2 separate regions of the Homo sapiens genome follow, and region 1 is linked to region 2. Evidence: chromatin contacts called from ENCODE Hi-C data. All regions are on one chromosome and are shown on one strand. The core of a region is the stretch at or near the end of the contact, and the rest is flanking DNA. Distances in the headings are between cores, read along the strand shown. Region 1 has its middle 360 kb from the start of GPATCH2. Region 2 has its middle 310 kb from the start of ESRRG.

What was found. Hi-C counts contacts between places; a loop is a spot of excess contacts on that map. Pooled maps may share reads with other maps.
Region 1: a map of PC-3 shows a loop between it and region 2 (5-fold over the local background). The contact joins two enhancer-like sites. A Hi-C loop is called at or near these places in 2 of 168 maps with a recorded cell type or tissue (PC-3 and ascending aorta) and 5 of 50 pooled maps.

The regions. Positions count from the first base shown.
Region 1 is chr1:217,274,108-217,276,807 of GRCh38, forward strand. No RefSeq gene overlaps it. Among named protein-coding and RNA genes, the nearest start is that of GPATCH2, 360 kb to the right of the region's middle. Within about 2 kb of position 1,309, at least 2 of the 41 ENCODE cell types and tissues checked have a DNase peak (open chromatin) inside an H3K27ac peak, as active enhancers do; they include PC-3, where a contact is called at or near this core.
Region 2 is chr1:217,028,105-217,030,804 of GRCh38, forward strand. It overlaps a transcript of ESRRG not described here. Among named protein-coding and RNA genes, the nearest start is that of ESRRG, 310 kb to the left of the region's middle. Within about 2 kb of position 1,292, at least 9 of the 41 ENCODE cell types and tissues checked have a DNase peak (open chromatin) inside an H3K27ac peak, as active enhancers do; they include PC-3, where a contact is called at or near this core.

The sequences.
Region 1 (2,700 bases), core at 59-2,558, 250 kb after region 2:
CAGCCCTTTCCAATCTATGAGTTCTCAAAAAAGGAAATGCCAGAGCTTACATTCCATTGAGAATGCTCTTAACTCTAAAGTACACACAGAATATTCTCATGGTACAGACTGCTTTATCGCTTTAGTTTAGTATCTACGAAAAAAAAACCACTAATACGGTTGAAGATATCATATTTAAACTGGATGTGAGATCTTTTGGCAACTTCGATTTCTAGGACACTTCCAAGTACTCCTTGGTAGTATGTTATAATTACTACTAATAATAACTTACATTTATTGAGTACTTACTATATGCAAAACTATATCTTTTTTAATCCTCATAGCAATCCTATAAAATAGATACTCTTACTACCTTTTATTTTACAGATAAAAGTAGGCTTCCCATGTGCCACTACACACATTATTACCAAGACTGTAAGTACCCATTAGCAAGTCATCACCTCCCCAGAATGCTGAAACTGAAATAGGTCCTCCAATTTCTCAGGAAACTAAAGTCTACCACCCACACAGCTTTTAAATAGTGCAGCATTTTCCCTCATGGTTCCCAACATTGTGTAATCTAATGTTTCAGAAAATGTGATCCCTCTTAAAGGCAAAGTCTTCACTCAGTGGAAATCAATGTTCACTTTTTGTGTGAAATGCTTTACCTTAAAGAATAAACACTGTGTTTTGTGTATATGTCAGTCATAGAATATACTGAATATTGAATACAGTTGATGCTATCAAATATCTATGATTTACCTATTTATTATATCGATTTATTATAAAGACCTATTATAATGGTAATATGATAGCATCCTACTGTTAGCATTAATTTGTAGCATTTCATGTTAATATCATCAAACTTTTGTCACAAAGATCTATTAGCCATCATTATAAATAATTTCAATTTCATTTTGTCTACAAAAGAACTTGTTTTCTTTTTCAACATATCTAGGAGATTCTCTACACTGATAGGAAGTCACAATTAAATCTGACATAATTTTCTCTTTGACCACTCACTTATACCCTTCTTGTGGGCCTGGACTGCATGTCACTAGATAAGTTTCTTTCTGACTATGAGATTCTTTCATCAAATAGGCCTGGTTCACAAACTAGAAAATAACCAGCTTATATTATTATTTAAAGGAAATATCAGGGACCCAAAGTATCTTTGATCTGGTTTTGTCTGTCTTGAGAGTTCAAATCATAATATTATAGCAAGTCAGAGCTGGGAGGAAACTTAAGAATGAATTTCAATTCCCACATACTGTAGAGAAAATGGGATTCCAGAGAGATCAAATGACTGATTTCTGAACATACAGGATTAGTAGTTTCTGACTCATAGTTTATGGCCTGTGCCACTTTTTCACACAGTTTCATGACGGATATTCTGAAAAGGGAAACAGATTGTTGATTGAATTGAATAATCACGACACATGAAGAGAGGCATCCTGCTCATGTATCTATACAAGGCAGGGTAGCAAGAAACCAGTACCAGGGTAGCCCCCACTAATTCATTGACTCCACAAACATTATGCTAGGCATTTTGTTTCTGTTACATCTTTCAAAACACATGATAACTCCAAAAAGTTTTCCATATGAGATAGAGAAGCTGGGGGAACTCAACTAACTTGGCTGAAGTCACGGATTTAGTAAATGGCTCGTCTAGGTTTCAAAACTTAAGTTTTTCTGACTCTAAGCCAGGTTCTTGTCAGTATGATATGCTGTTTAGCATTTGAGCAAAGGGAGGTGATTTATTGTTTTAAAATAGAGTGATATATTGGAAGAGAGTGTTAGGAACTGAAAACTTGGCTTTCCTTTTCAGCTCATTGGAGAGACTGCAGAGTAAAAAGTATACAGGATGAGAACTGTTTGCTCGCTTACAGTGTGAACATTCTGTACTTTTCATCATAGCTGTTTGATATTTTAGGACTATTGATTAGGTGATTTTTCTGACGAGGTACTTTATTTTGTGGGTTGTTTCAATGTCCGGCTGCAACTCATTTTAGCAAAATGACACGCCTCTTCCCTGCCAAAGAGTATGTAATGTAACATGACTCATCAGAAAAGTAACATGACACATCAAAAATAAATGCTCATGACTACTGATTTAGGTAGCTAATAAAGGCAAGAACATTGTATTATTTATGTCTAGATAATATTCATGGATAATTCATTTTGCTCAAATCCCTAGAGATGAAGCTGCTAAGGCAAATGCACTGTTTCTGTGGACTTTGCTAAATCAAACCAGATGTGCTGCAAGATACATTTTTATCAAAAGTTCTACTTTATAAATAGGCCCACCAGCCAGACTCATTTTCAGATACCTTGTCTTGGGTATTATGAGAAACAATCTGTTTCAGAGAACTAAAGTTTCCCATCAGGTTTCTCACTATGAACTAATATTTGTTTTAATCCTTTACCCTCATTGTACTCCTCAAACCAGGGTGGGAAGATCTTGCTAAAAAGTAGAAAGGAATCACTGGTCTAACTCCTGCTTTATTGGGCTAGAGATTAAGGTGTATTTCAGTAAAACAACAATCAGTAACACAGAGATACATATTAATGAAGACTCCCTTATTTGGATATTTTTTATAGTTCCCTACAATTTAAATAGCTTCTAACTTTCTAAATTGTCAATATAACCTATGTACTTCATTCCTTTTATTTGGATTATTGCCATCATTCCTTGGAAATGTAGAAGAGCACATGGAAGAT
Region 2 (2,700 bases), core at 42-2,541:
ACACGCCCCCACCCCATCACCTCCACAGTGCATGTACATTCTCATTATAACCTACAAAGGGATATCGGTCTTACAGAATAGCATCTTACTTCAGCTTTATGGAAGAAATTAATTCAGCCTCTATCTCCATTACCTCTCCATGTATAGACCTGGAAGGACTTAAAACATGCAAGGAACAACTAGAGTAGGTGTTGCCAGAAGATGCTCCTGCTGAAAAGGCTCTACAGAAAATGGAAAGACTGAGAGAACCCACATTGGAGACAGCAACTCTCCTCATACCTACAAAGAATTGTGGCTGGTAAATACAGAAGTCCAATACTGCTTTGGAGGACAGACATGTCAAGATATTTGATGCCAAGTTCAGAGGGGCCTGAGCTTTTCCTGTTAGGTGAATTTGCAAAATTGCAGAGCCCCTAGTGAAAATAATTTCTCCCAGGAGAGGGGTGAGAGAAATTTCTGGGTTCAATTTTATGTCTTTGGGAATAGCACATTTTAGGAGTCCACCATCACTATTTCCTTCCAATTACACAAGTAGTTTTTCTGACAAAATAAAATTGGCAAAGAATATTTTCAAATTCCAGGAAGTTTTCACAAGATAGCAAAAAATACACAGGTAGTTCATAGGTTTGTGCATGGGTTATATGCCTAATTACATGGGCATCTGGCACCAACCCTAGCACAGAATTCATTGATGGCTCTGTCTAGCCTCTATCCTGCCTTGTACTTGCATTGAAAAAGCCTCTTCCCAATTGTTTTCTAGGCCCTACCTTGAAAAAATACTAAGTATTGCACCTTATGCCCCTGCTTTCTGAAATGCAAGCATTGCACCAAAAGCTATGTTAGCCATCTCTATGCTACAACACTGGACCCCTCTTTATCTTTAATTTATCTTTAATTCAAAAGTAATTGTGTACCATTACAGCTCAGAGTTTAAAATGAGCTCTCTGAAAAACTTAAAAAAAAAAAAGAAGAAATTAATTCTAACCCTTACCTTTGGCATCTTATAAGACTTTTGGCCATGACTTACCTGTATAAATAGAAAGAACTAATTTACTACAGAAATGCCCATGGGCGAACATGTACTAGCTAATGAAGTGTTCAGCTTTTGCATGATTAACCAGCTGGTGGGGGTAGTGTAAAAGCAGAGGGCATAAAATAATAAGAAAAATTGATTAGCAGTCGTTTTTTAAAGTAGTCCATGAAAAATTCCTTTTTTTATACTCACTAGCTCAGAAACCGACCGTAAGGGAAGAAAAACTTGAATGACTCACCAGGAAACTGAGCAGGCCCACGGCTGCTGTTTGTGTGTTCAAAATTCACTAAGTAGGGAGGCCCAGGTGAAGCAGGAAAAGACACTGAACTGCTTCCAAATGGACTGACTTACACAACAGGTCCTGCCAGTTGTCATAAAGTTAATTTTCTAATATGTTGCGAAACGCATTATATAAAGTTGAAAACTATGACTGGGCTCTGTGTCCATTCAATTTTCTCTCTGGAGCACTCTGCTAGACCACACTTGGCTTTAACTACCGCCAGACCAATTCATTAAGAAAAAGGGTATAGTCTTGAGCCAGAATATTTATACACTTGACTCAGAAACAATCTATTCTAGGGGATATTTTCCCAAGCTAAATGCACTACAGGCCTTTCCTATTCATAACATTCTTTAGCTGGTCTGCAACTCCCTTAAGTGAAAAGAAAAGGAGTCAGGTCCAAAAAATAAAAACGCAGCTGACCAAAAAGAAAGGAATGGCTAAGGAAAGGCGCGGGTTTGAGGTTACTTATAAAGCAATGAAACGCTCTTTCTTCCATTTGCTTTGATGACACAACTAATATTTACTCAGCTTAGCCCTCCCTTTAGCACAGGGACAGGCATTTCCCAGGCAGGGAAAAGAGAAAAACCGAAGCTGGGTATCCTCACTAGCACACTGTACTACAGCCCTAGATTCCACCTTCTACTGGGATGCTGACCATGTCAAAGAAAGAATAAGGTGGTGCGGAGGCAGTGCCTACACAGAGATTCTTTCTCTCCCTTTCCCTTTCTCTTTCTCTTTTTCTTTCTCTTTGTCTCTCTCTCTCATGGACATGACCATAAACCAAGTGATCAAACCACAAGCCTCCCTGTCCCTTCACTCTTCTCTGTGGCCATAGATAACAGCCCTCTTCCCAACCAGACCTTTCACAGATTTGCAGCAGACCATAAGTAGAACCAGACACTGAGCCACGCATGGGATAAACAGACCACCATTACCCGAAACTCAACCATTTTCCTATGACTCCCAGGTAGAAAATCATTAATCCCACTTTACCTTTTAGGTTTAACTATGAAAAACTTCACAGTGTGGTGGGAAGGCCACTGGCAGGTCTAGAAATCTGAGTTATAGTATGAGGTCTGCTGCTAGCCTAGCTGTGTGACCTTGAGCATACCGCTTAGCCTTTCTGATCCCCAGCTTCCTCATTTACAAAATAAAGTGTTAGACAAGATCTCTAAGCCTTCTCCCAGTTCTAAGGTCTTCATTGTTATTTTTTTCTTTGCTCACTGATATGTCAATAAACTAAAGGAGATGGGCTGAGCATTTGTCAAATTTTACATTATAAACATGTTCCAGGGTTGTGTTGTCCAATGTGGTGGCCACTGGCCACATGCAGTGACTATTGAGCACATGAAATGTGGCCAGTCTGGATTTCAGAGAGTACCTC